Linked DNA regions of Homo sapiens: region 1 is linked to region 2. Evidence: chromatin contacts called from ENCODE Hi-C or POLR2A ChIA-PET data. All regions are on one chromosome and are shown on one strand. The core of a region is the stretch at or near the end of the contact, and the rest is flanking DNA. Distances in the headings are between cores, read along the strand shown.

Region 1 (5,908 bases), core at 505-3,004, 3.5 Mb after region 2:
CCTTAAGTGAATCTCTTTAACTTGGAGCTATTCTTGCCTTCCATTCTCTATTGGGGTCCTTTGAAAAGCACAACATAGTCATACTAAAACCTCACATGTTGTCTTTTGGCCTCTTATAAATTAATCTGCATTTCCCCTTTTCACTACTAACTGGTGTCCTAAAACGAAATCTCAAGCCATGGAGCCAGATCTGGAAACCTGGAAACCCCAGCCCCGGCAAATCCCTCACCCTTTGCTCTCTCACCTGCCCCCGCCCTCATTCCTGCCTGGAAAGGACAACTTGGGCTCTCCTCCCCTCTTCATCTCCCTGGCTGGCACAGACTGTGCATCCTAGAGCTTCTCTCAATGGGAGGCAGCCACGTTGTATAAGGTTTCAATCCCATACAGATATCCCCCCTTCAAGAGTACTGATTCCGTAAAGAGGACCTCCCAATTAGCCTGTACTCGTTGAAAGGGACAGTGAATTGTTGCCCACCGGATCTATCTCTGATTTCAGAGTGTCTGCAAAAAGACAGCTCCTTCCTCCTGTAGGCACAGGGGCACTCTACAACTCAGGCTTGCTAACTCTTCTTCTTCTATTAGACATGCACATAGCAAAGACGCCAAACCCCACGCCAAGAGACGCTCACCTAAACGAACTTTAAGAGCTATCAGGAAAAATGCCATCTATCATCCGTCTACACACGACCGTCACCATTCTCATCCGTCTACACACGACCGTCACCATTCTCTGACACAGAACCAAAGTGTCACAGGCGGAATCCACACTCACGCGCGCACACGGGGCACGCACCCATCACGTCGGCAGATCTCCAACGACTCGGGTTTCTCTCACCCACCTTTGGATGGGAGCGAAGGAGTCAACCCCCCTTCCCTTGCGTAGTATTTTTTCTGAAGAGCGAGTTCTATTCCAGAAGCTATAACTGTTTCCCGGTTGGACCAAGCGGTGAAAGTCTTTGCTATTGTGTTACCTGGTAGGACACGTCCAGGATCAACATACCATTTCTTCTGAGAGGGACGCATAAGCGTGTTCACAGAGACACGCGCTGGGACCCCCACCTCCACACAGAGTTCAAGGCTCACACACACACACACGGAGTGTATAGAGAGACCTGCATCCCTGCAGCAGAGGGTCGGGCGTACATACTGCCCGTGAAACCATCCAGTCTGGCCCAGAAAATCTCCCAGAGAAATACTGAGCTATCCCCTCTCCCTTCCACCACTAGGCAAGAGCTGGAGAGAAAATTAAGTGGTTAGAGAATGCTTCTTCCCCATTCCTGGAGCACTTAACATCCCCCCGCCCCCCGCTTCACTCCTCGGCACACAGCGCACTAATGAGCCCCGAGCATTTAAAACTGCCGCAAAGCATCCCAACAAACCTCATTTTTTCTTCGCCCCAAATCCAAGTAGACTGCAGGGAGTAAACGCACAGGGTAGCAGGAGCCAACGGCCGGAACCTTATAACCCTACCTGCTGTAGCTCCTCCGTCAGCATCGCATCTCTATCTTTCTGTCTCTGTCTCTCTCTCACACACACACAGATACACACACACAAACACACACACTCACACTCACACAAGCACCGCCTTACAATCCTCCACCTCCAGTCCCGGGCTCTCAGGAGTAGTCGCGGTGACTTCCACTTACTTCATAAATAAGTGTATTCCTCCACCATCTGGCGCTCCTCTTCAGCTATGGACTCGCACATTCAGCCCCCATTCACTCGGCTTCATTGATCTCCAGCAGCAACATAGTTACTTTCTCTTTTGCTACACTGTAAATGTAAGGTTCTGAGGGGGCGGACTCGCCGCCGACCGACGGCGGGTTGGGCCAATAAGAATCCGGAGAAAGCCGACCGCTACCTCACAGAGCCCCGCGACCAATGGGCAGCCTAGGGGGCGGGTAAGAAGGCGTGGCCTCATCTCTTTAAGGAGGGTTTATCCGAAGCTGCTCTGGGTCCTCGGTGTTAAAACACGGGCGGTGATGTCATTGGCAACCAATCAAAAACTTAAAAGAGCCAGCCGGGGCCGCGCGGAGCAGCTGCTCTCTATTTACATGTAAACCGAACCGGCAGGATGCAGTTAACCCTTTACCAGGCTGAAGTGTCAGCGGGCTGGACGCGCTGCTCCGCTAAAACTGGCTCTTCCCACTGGACGGGATCCTCCAACACTCCCTCACCCGGGGACAAACCACGCTATTTTTCCTCCTTACTATGGACAGATGATCAAAAGTATCGGAGTAACTTTCTAAAGGAAAGAGACTGCGATCACCGTCCCTAGTGGGAAAGCCGGGTTCTCTCCGAGTCGCTCGAGGTGACTTGACAAACGCTAAGCCAAAATTCGCGGACCTCGCCGGGTCTTCTGCGCTAGGACCAGCATGAGCGCGCAGCCAGGGGCGACGCTTCCGCTCCGAGCCGCGGCCCGGGGCCACGCGCTAAGGGCCCGAACTTGGCAGCTGACCGTCCCGGACAGGGAGGCCCTTCAGCCTCGACGCGGCCTGCGTCCTCCGGAGGGCCCTGCTCCGCCCGGGAAGCGTCCGCCTCCCGCCCGCCCGCCCGCAGATGTCGCTGCCCCTCTGGCTGTCCCGGCCTGACCGCCGCGCGCCGCCCTGCTGCTCACCTACTTCCGCGCCACGGTCACGCCCCTGCCGTCCCCAGGCTAACCCTCCCGGGGCTCGACCCAGAGCACTAAGGCGGCGCCACTGAGGGCTGCTCGGAGGAGGAGGCTTGAGTCGACGCCAGAGGCGGCAAGGGACGCGCCCTGAGCAGCGGTGCAGAGGCCAATCCCCTGGCCGGGCGTCCTGGGGCCCGCTACGCGCCCGCTGCCCCTCCGGGTCTGGGTCCCCGCCCGCCGCCGCCCCCCTTTCCCGCCTGGCGCGCTGGGTCCCCGCGCCGTGCCAGCAGCGCGCAACCCACCCGCCCCACATGCCTCGGCCGCCACCCCTCGGTCCCGCACGGCCCCTGCCGAGGCCAGGACCGGCAGCCCGGCGCTTCTGGAACAGCCGCAGCTGGCGGAAAAGAGCCAGAGCCGAGTGCAAATAGCTAGATTGAATGGGGCCGGAGGAGCGTGGAGGAGGTGACGCCGCCTCTCCCCGCTCCCCTGACTTTGGCCGGCGCCAGGTAGCTGGCCGCAGCTCCTGATCAGGGAGAAGAGTAGGGGGCGGGGCAAGCCGCCCCTTGCCTAGTCCGGAAAATATTCTCATTAGGGAAACTGCAGGAAAGTTGCCCTGGGATACAAAAAGAAGTGGAGATGAACAACCCCAGATGAACTGTGGAGAGTCTACGTCCAAGAACCCTAAAGAAGTAGAGCTTTTTCTTTTCTTATCTGTGAGAGAAGGGATAAAAAGTGAAATAATGGAATAATACATTATGAGCACTAGGGAATGTTGGGCTATCGTTTTTCTCCCTTACCTGATTGGATGGGGTTTGGAGGTCTACTTCAGACTCCAAGCCTAGTAGTATACTGAGTAGCAGGGGCATATTCATGTAATTGTTTTCAGGGCAGATCTGAAATCAGGAGGTGTCAGACCATAGCTAGCAAGTCAGCTATGCTCAATGAGCTGTGAAGAGAAATCCCCTTGGGCACCTCCACTTACATGCAGGCACATACCCCCCAGTCCAGCTTTTCACACCAGTGTTACGACGGGCATCACGTACACATCCGATAGTCTTACATAGGAGAGGATTTTGTGTAACGTCTGTTGTCGAAAATAGTCAAACTCTGTAAAATATTTGAAGAGATTTATTCTGAGCCAAATATGAGTGACCATGGCCTGTGACACAGCCCTCAGGAGGTCCTGAGCACGTGCCCAAGGTGGTTGGGGTCCAGCTTGGTTTTATACATTTTAGGGAGGCATGAGACATCAATCAAATACATTTAAGAAATACATTGGTTTGGTCCAAAAAGGCTGGACAACTCTAAGGAGCGGGTGGGCTTTCAGGCTATAGGTAAATTTAAACATTTTCTGGTTGACAATTGGTTGAGTTTGTCTAAAGACCTGAGATCAAAGAAAGGAACGTATGGGTTAAGATAAGAGCTTGTGGGGACCAAAGTTTTATTATGCAGATGAAGTCTCCAGGCAGCAGGTTCAGAGACAATAGGTTGTAAAATGTTTCTTATCAGACTTGAACTCCATGTTGATATATAACAGGGCTCATCCCACCCTCACTTCCCCTCATGGCCTGAACCAGTCTTTCAGGATAAATTTTACAGGAGCCTGGGTTGAGAAATTAGTCCGTTGGTTGATATATAATGAATGGGGCACGTCCCACCCTCACATCCCTTCATGGCCTGAACCAGTCTTTCAGGATAAATTTTACAAGAGCCCTGGTTGACAAATTAGTCCGTTCAGAGGGTTGCCTGGGAAGGCGGGGTGGGCAGGGGGTGGGGCGTGGGGGGTGCTTAGAATTTTATTTTTGGTTTACACCTCTCTCCATCCACACACCAACACACACGTCAATTCACCCTCCTGATAATAGCAGAGTGCTTAGGGCACACCATTTGGTTCTTAAATGTTTGAAGATCAACAGGTTATGGTCAGGAAACTTGGGTTCTGGGTAATTTCTATACAAATCAGAAAAGAACTTCCCAGAGGTTCTACCCTTGATCTATCTGGAGCTGGAAGGCTGAAAGCTTACCTTTCCCTAAACATAGACAATTATGGGAAAATTTTTCATTAACTCAGAGTTTGAGAGTTCTAAGTTCTGATTCTGACTCTATCTGTTATATCTGTTCATCCAGTCTCTGTCTTCATTTATCCATAGAATGGTAATACCCCAACTCAGAAGAAAAAGGGAACTCATTCAAGCGCTCAGGGGGGAAAAAAGATCCCCTGCTGATAAAAGGCATTCAGTGGAAAAAAAAATTAATTTACTTGCTTTAGGAAATAAGGTGCCTATCTTTAAAGGTATATATGATCTATAAATGATGAATTCATTTCTAATGCCTCAACATCTAAGCCCAAAGTATAGATTTATACAATTGCAGAAGAGTTCTTAACAGCTTTTCCCACAAGGCCCAAAATGGAAAAGTAATTTCAAGAAGAAATGTAACTCTTGTAATGAGATGATTGTTTTATTATAGTTTCAAAGTAGTAGATTATTATAATTTAGTTGACTAAGAATCTAAGCCATCCAGGCTGAAACATTGGGAAAGATGGCAAAATTCCTTATCATATATCAAGCCTGAAATGTGGAATAATTACCAGATTATGAATATAAGCAAAGTTGTAGTTATTTTTTAAGTTAGGCATCTCTAAGTTTATATTCAAGTCATAAGACTGGTGAAAAAAATCAGATTATAGATGGAATTTTTTTCCATTCACTACTCTTCAGAACATCTTTTGGACAAGAAGAAGTGATTTTATTCCTGTTTTTGAGCGATAAATGTGAAAATACTACACTGAAATATAATGCCCTGAGACTTAAATTCGTAATGCTAGTCAGCCAATGGCTACAAATCTGATCTGTATATCAATAACCAGCAGCAGAGCGTTAATGTTAGTTTCAGTCCCAAAGAAAGAGTGAAGCATCTTCATTCAGTCTGGATGTTGTAACATGATTGTATTGAGCATATCTTTGTTCCCACAAACATCATAAGAAAAATATTGACTGTTTCAGCTGAAGTACTATGTATTAAAGTCAAAAGATGACAATAACTTAGGCCAACATATAAGATATAATATGGATAGTATTTAGCAAATGTATTAATTAAATTACTTCTTTTTTGTGCACTTAAATGGTTAAGTGTGTGGGGTAATGGCAGAAGGTGGGGCCTTCAAAATAATCCTCAAGGTCAAGATAGATTTCTGGAGGTACTAGAATTAAGGCAGAGAATGGCTTGGAGAAAACTTAAAAATCATCCAGGATAAAGATGATATTATACCAGAAGGAGTGGGGAATAAGCTGAGGA
Region 2 (5,847 bases), core at 2,279-4,778:
AATGAGATACCATCTCATGCAAGTCAGAATAGTGATTATTAAAAAGTCAAGAAACAATAGACGCTGGAGAGGCTGTGGAGAAATAAGAATGCTTTTACACTGTTGGTGGGAATGTAAATTAGTTCAACCATTGTGGAAGAAACTGTGGCAATTCCTCAAGGATCTAGAACCAGAAATATCATTTGACCCAGCAATCCAATTACTGGGTATATACCCAAAAAATATAAATCATTCTACTATAAAGACACAGGCACACATATGTTTATTGCAGCACTATTTACAATAGCGAAGACATGGAACCCATCTAAATGCCCATTAATGATAGACTGGATAAAGAAAATGCGGGTACATAGACATTAGGAAATACTATGCAGCCATAAAAAGGAATGGGATCATGTCTTTCACAGGGACATAGATGAAGCTAGAAGCCATCATCCTCAGCAAACTAACGCAGGAACAGAAAACCACATACCACACGTTCTCACTCATAAGTGGGAGCTGAACAATGAGAACGCATGGACACAGGAAGGGGAACAACACACACCAGGGCCAATCGGGGATTGGGGTGTGACAGGAGGGAGAGCGTTAGGACAAATAGCTAATGCATGCAGGGCTTAAAACCTAGATGACGGGTTGAAAGGTGCAGCAAACCACCACGGCACATGTACACCTACGTAAGAAACCTACACGTTCTGCACTTGTATCCCAGAATGTAAAGTAAAATTTAAAAAAAGAAAAAACAGGAAGAAAAAAGGAAATTTTTGTTGCCTATTCTGACTGTATGCTAAGTGATAAAGCACAACCCTCTGAGTGGGCAGTGCAACTCCGTGGTTGAGCAGACTCTGCAGTGGAGTGCTTGGGTCTGAATGTGATTCTGCCATGTACTGGTTGTGTGACGGTCAGCAGTTATTTACCCTGTGCCTCTGTTTCCTCATCTATAAAATGGAAAAAATAATAGTACTTAACTCATTAGCTTATTGTGAAGATTAAATAAGCTAACATAGGTATCTCCAACTTAACAGCAGTAATCAATTTCTGAAAATCAGACTTCTGGATAAAAACCTGGATCCTATTTTATATTATTTTAAAGGAAGAAAAATGTGAATGTGTAACAAATCAGCCATTCCTACCCTCCAGGCAATTTCTTAAATTGCAACTAAACACAAAAAAAATTTCTATATATACGTAAACTCACATTAACATGTTAAATGCACAAAACATCACTTCTTGATCACTAAATAACACTAACATTAATGCAGGAACTTTGTGTTTAATATGCAGGAACATGTTTTCCATTGAACCACTGCAATCATTTTTTTTTAACTTTGCTTCCTTCTCTACAACTTTCTCCAGTGCATTCCCAACTTTATTTGGAACTCCTTGTTCCAATTTACATTTAGCCCTAGGCAAAAGCAAGCATTAGCTATGAAAGACAGCAAAAAAATAGGTTCCAGATCAGGACACAGTGGTAATGAAAGGATCACACTGAGCAGGATGGTGAGAGCTGCTGGGCATCAGCAGCATCCTAAAGGGCACCTCTAAAGTGCACCCCTTTTTATTTTGTCAAGAGTAAGGGTCTCACTTTGTCACCCAGGCTGGAATGCAGTAGTGCAGTCATGGCTCACTGCAGCCTCGAACTCCTGGACTCAAGTGATCCTCCCATCTCAGCCTTGGAGAAGCCAGGATTACAGGCTGGAGCCACCATACCTGCCATCTTGGCTCACTGCAATCTTTGCCCCTCCCCGCCCCTCTGGGTTCAAGCAATTCTCACCTCAGCCTCCTGAGTAGCTGAGTAGCTGGGACTACAGGTGCTCACCACCATGGCTGGCGAATTTTTGTATTTTTAGTGGAGACGGGGTTTCACCATGTCGTCCAGCCTAGTCTCTTAACTCCTGGCCTCAAGAGATCCTCCCGCCTCCGCCTCCCAAGGTGCTGGAAATACAGGCATGAGTCACCACGCCTGGTCAATACCTGCACTTTTTAAAGGTTTAAACTGGAATCTCATCTCTTACCAACTGTATTCAAAATGTCATTTTTTTTCTGCACAATTTTTTGTTGTTGGTGGTGGTGGTGGTAGATTTTGTTTGTTTGTTTTTGAGACAGAGTCTCGCTCTGTCGCCGAGGCTGGAGTGCAGAGTCGCGATCTCCGCTCACTGCAACCTCCGCCTCCAAGGTTCAAGCGATTCTCCTGCTTCAGCCTCCCGAGTAACTGGGACTACAGGCACTCGTCACTGCGTTTGGCTAATTTGTGTATTTTTAGTAGAGATGGGGTTTCACCATGTTGGCCAGGCTGTTCTCAAACTCCTGGACTCAAGCGATCCACTTATCTCAGCCTCCCAAAGTGCTGGGATTACAGGTGTGAGCCACCGCACCCGGCTAGACCCTCTCTCTCTTAAAAGACAAAAAAATTAAAAACCAAGTTTAAAAATGTTGTATTGAGTTTTTAGGATGTGAATATATATTTATTTCCTACATAAACATCTACTGGAATATGTCAAAATGAGGATTCTTGTTTTTGTTTTTGACTTATGGGTATCACAATCTATGAACCTCCTTAAGAGGGGAAAGGGAAAACGCTAAGTTTGGGGAAAGCCTTTAGAACAAGTCTAGCCAGTAAAGGTTTGCTGCATTATCCATCTGAGTCATTAACTTTGTCAATAGTTATATTCTGTCACTCATTCATTGATTCATTCATCCCTTCCAAAAATATTTTTGGAAAATTCACTTCAGGCCAACTTCTGTTGCTAACCTTGAGGGGACATGGTAAATGAAATACGTTCCCCTCCTGCGAGAAGCCAACATTTTAGGGGGGAAAATGAAGGCCGACTGTGGTAGGTGCTTCGATGGAACTAGGAGCTGGTGACAGAGGCTAACTTCAGAGAAAAGCTAGCCCCGGGTGGGAGGCAGGATCCTCGCGCGGATAGCAAGGTATTCGCACCCTCGGTCTGCACTGCGCAGTCGGGCGCCAGAAACCCTCCAGGCCCCAGCCGGGTCCGAGGGAGAAGGGTGCGGTTGGATTCAACACCCGCCCCAGGGAAAGAAGGTGAGTCTATTCGGTTTGCAAGAAAGGTCTCGCGTGTTATCTTGGGCGGGGGGATGATACGATCGTATTCTAATTATCGGCCCCCAGTGGATCTGTCCCGCGTCCTAGCTGCTGCGGCGTTCAGTGGGCACGTAAGAGACACCTGAGGAGGACACTAAACCAACATTAAGGCAGCAGACAAGGGAAGCCGCCGAGGCTAGGAAATCAAAGTGGACCGCGCTGGGCTGGGGACGGGCTGGGGACGCACTGGGGCGGAGGACCAGGGCACAGGCGAGCTAGCGGAGGAGTCGGCTGAGGCCATTCAGCCGCTGATTTTCGTCCTGGAACGGACTTCGCGTAAACACACCGAGCCATTCAGAGCTCTCTCCAAGTCACATTCTGAGGCTCCGGCCCCGGAACTCTGGGCTAGACGACCCCGCCCCGGAACCTTGTGTTACCGGCACTAAATGCAGAAGTTCCTCTGGTTGCCACCGGACGCAACTGTCAGGTGACGCTTCCGGCGCAGAAAAATGGCAGCCGCCGCTCCGGACTCACGTGTGAGTGAGGAAGAAAACCTGAAAAAGACCCCAAAGAAGAAGATGAAAATGGTAACTGGAGCCGTAGCGTCGGTGCTGGAAGACGAGGCCACAGACACTTCTGATAGTGAAGGTAATGTGGTAGGGCTGAGCTTTGGTGTCTGGGAGGAAAGGCGGGGCTGAGTTCGTGTCAAGCAGCGCTTGCGACTTCATTTGCTGCTAGCCACCTGGGTTTTATCTTGGCACCACTTCAGAGGGGCGACTTTGGCTTAGTGAGGAGGCTTGGGGAAGTCGTGTTCAGAGAAGTAACGCTGTCAACTGTAATTTTGAGTTTCCACATTCTTTTACTAGGTATTTTCAGGGTCACCATTATTAATTATAATAAAATGGGTGAAACACCTGCAGCTACCGAGAAACTTACAGTAGCAAAGGGTGAAAGGAAGAGGGTACTTGAAAACAGGAGAAGAATGGGTCTCATAGGGTGTAAGAAGCAAAAGGTTAAAAGAGGTAAGAGGAAGAAGGGGGTGTACTTGACTTTTTGTGCGGTAGATGTGTGCGTGTTTTAGAGACTAAATAATAGTGAATGAAAGAAGAGTTTGGTGGTTAAGGTCGATTAAAAACTGGTAGTGTTTGATAACTATGTCTCTCAGAGACGCTTGATAATAAAAGGAAGGAAGGATGTGTTTTTGAGGCTTTCAACCATGCTGTGTCTGTTGCTCCTCTTTACCATCATTCTTGGCACCAGCTTATTAGGTTACAAGGAATTGCAGGTAATCCCTGACTTCCTACTGCCCAGTTATTGCTCCTTTGTACCAGCTGATACCCAAAAAACAGACAGAGCTATTCTTTTATAACGTATTTCTAATTATGCCCGCTGTCTGTTTGAGATGATCCAGTGGCTTCTCATCTCAGTATATAATATCCAAAATCCTTAGGCTGTATGATTTGGGCCAGGTTGTCTGTCATAGGCCAATATGCCCCTCACAAACCACTAACTGTAATCATGCCATACCGGTATGCTTGTGTTTAACACCTTAAACATGCTCCCACACCATGGTTTCTTCATTTGTTGGCTCCGCTGCCTAGAATAGTTTTCAAATGCTTGGCATGTCTCTCCCTCACCAGCCTCTGATCCAGTGCCTTACCAGAGAGACTTGTCCCTGACTACCCTATGTAACGTACCACCACTACTCTTCTTCCTGCCTTCTTTTCTTCACTTTTTGACTTATTGCCCTGCTTTATTTTTTCTCAACCCTGCCCAAACCATTTGATGTATGTATTTGCTGCTTTCCCAATTGGAATATAAGTTCCATAAAAATAGAGCCTACTGTATCCCCAGTTCCTATTGCCTTGTGGGTCCTTCACAGATATTTAAGTAAATGAATGAATTAACCTGGACTTCCAGGACCAAGAAGAAAGTGTCATATGCTACTGCAATTCCTAGGTAATTAGAGTCTTCATCTCCTGCCACATTGTTAAGGAAAACAAACTATTTGTTGGGCCAAAATTAGAACTTCTGGTTCTGATATTTTTTAAATTCATTAGACTAGTTCAAACACTATTGTTCAAGAAGGGAAGAGTACTATATTTGCTATATTTGGAGCAAAATGTCAGTACTGCTTACAAATTGGATTTTTCTTTTTCTTTTTGAGACAGGGTCTTGCTTTGCCACCCAGGCTAGAGTGCAGTGGCACAAACAGGGCTCACTGCAACCTTGACCTCCTCCCCCACCGCCCCCCAAAGCGATCCTCTTGCTTCAGCTTCCCCAGGTAGCTAGGACTACAGGCGCATACCACTGTACCTGGCTAATTTTTTTTTTCTTTTTTTTTTTTTTTTTTGGTAGAGATGGGATTTTGCCATGTTGCCCAGGCATGTCTCGAACTCCTAGGTTCAAGTGATCCACCCGTCTCGGCCTCCCAAAGTGCTGAGATTACAGGTGTGAGCCAGCACACCTGGCCAAATTGGATTTTTCTATTCAAATACTGGATAATTCCAAGTTGGAACTGTTCTGACTTTTCAGCGTATTATTATAAATGCTGATTAGGTTTTAAGGTTCTCTTGCTGTTATAGATCAGCCACATTACGGGTTAAAAAGGTTTTTGGCCAATATGGAAACCTAATTTATCTAATTCAATTCAATGAACACTTGTTGTGTTCCCTTAGGTTCCAGTCACCCTCTAGGTGTTGAGGATACAAAGGATGAATATATTTCTGCATTAAAATTTCAGTTTTAGGAAAGATATTAAACACAGGACTGTAATATAGTGTATTAGTATAATTAAAAGGTAG

Evidence for each region. Hi-C counts contacts between places; a loop is a spot of excess contacts on that map. ChIA-PET counts read pairs that join two places held with the same protein, here RNA polymerase II (POLR2A). Pooled maps may share reads with other maps.
Region 1: a map of CD4-positive, alpha-beta T cell shows a loop between it and region 2 (9-fold over the local background). The contact joins the promoter of DUSP10 here to the promoter of RRP15 in region 2. A Hi-C loop is called at or near these places in 1 of 168 maps with a recorded cell type or tissue (CD4-positive, alpha-beta T cell) and 5 of 50 pooled maps. POLR2A ChIA-PET finds 5 or more read pairs at or near these places in 1 of 52 experiments (B cell).

The regions. Positions count from the first base shown.
Region 1 is chr1:221,740,335-221,746,242 of GRCh38, forward strand. DUSP10 (dual specificity phosphatase 10) reads right to left here and starts at 1,755. Exons shown (of 4, transcript NM_007207.6): 1 at 1,647-1,755. RefSeq lists enhancers at 825-1,462, 1,463-2,100, 1,572-1,761, 2,092-2,291, 2,101-2,738 and 1 more and silencers at 742-791, 2,512-2,991.
Region 2 is chr1:218,281,765-218,287,611 of GRCh38, forward strand. It overlaps RRP15 (ribosomal RNA processing 15 homolog), which reads left to right and starts at 3,529. Exons shown (of 5, transcript NM_016052.4): 1 at 3,529-3,691. The coding sequence starts at 3,553. RefSeq lists enhancers at 2,907-2,976, 3,507-3,786.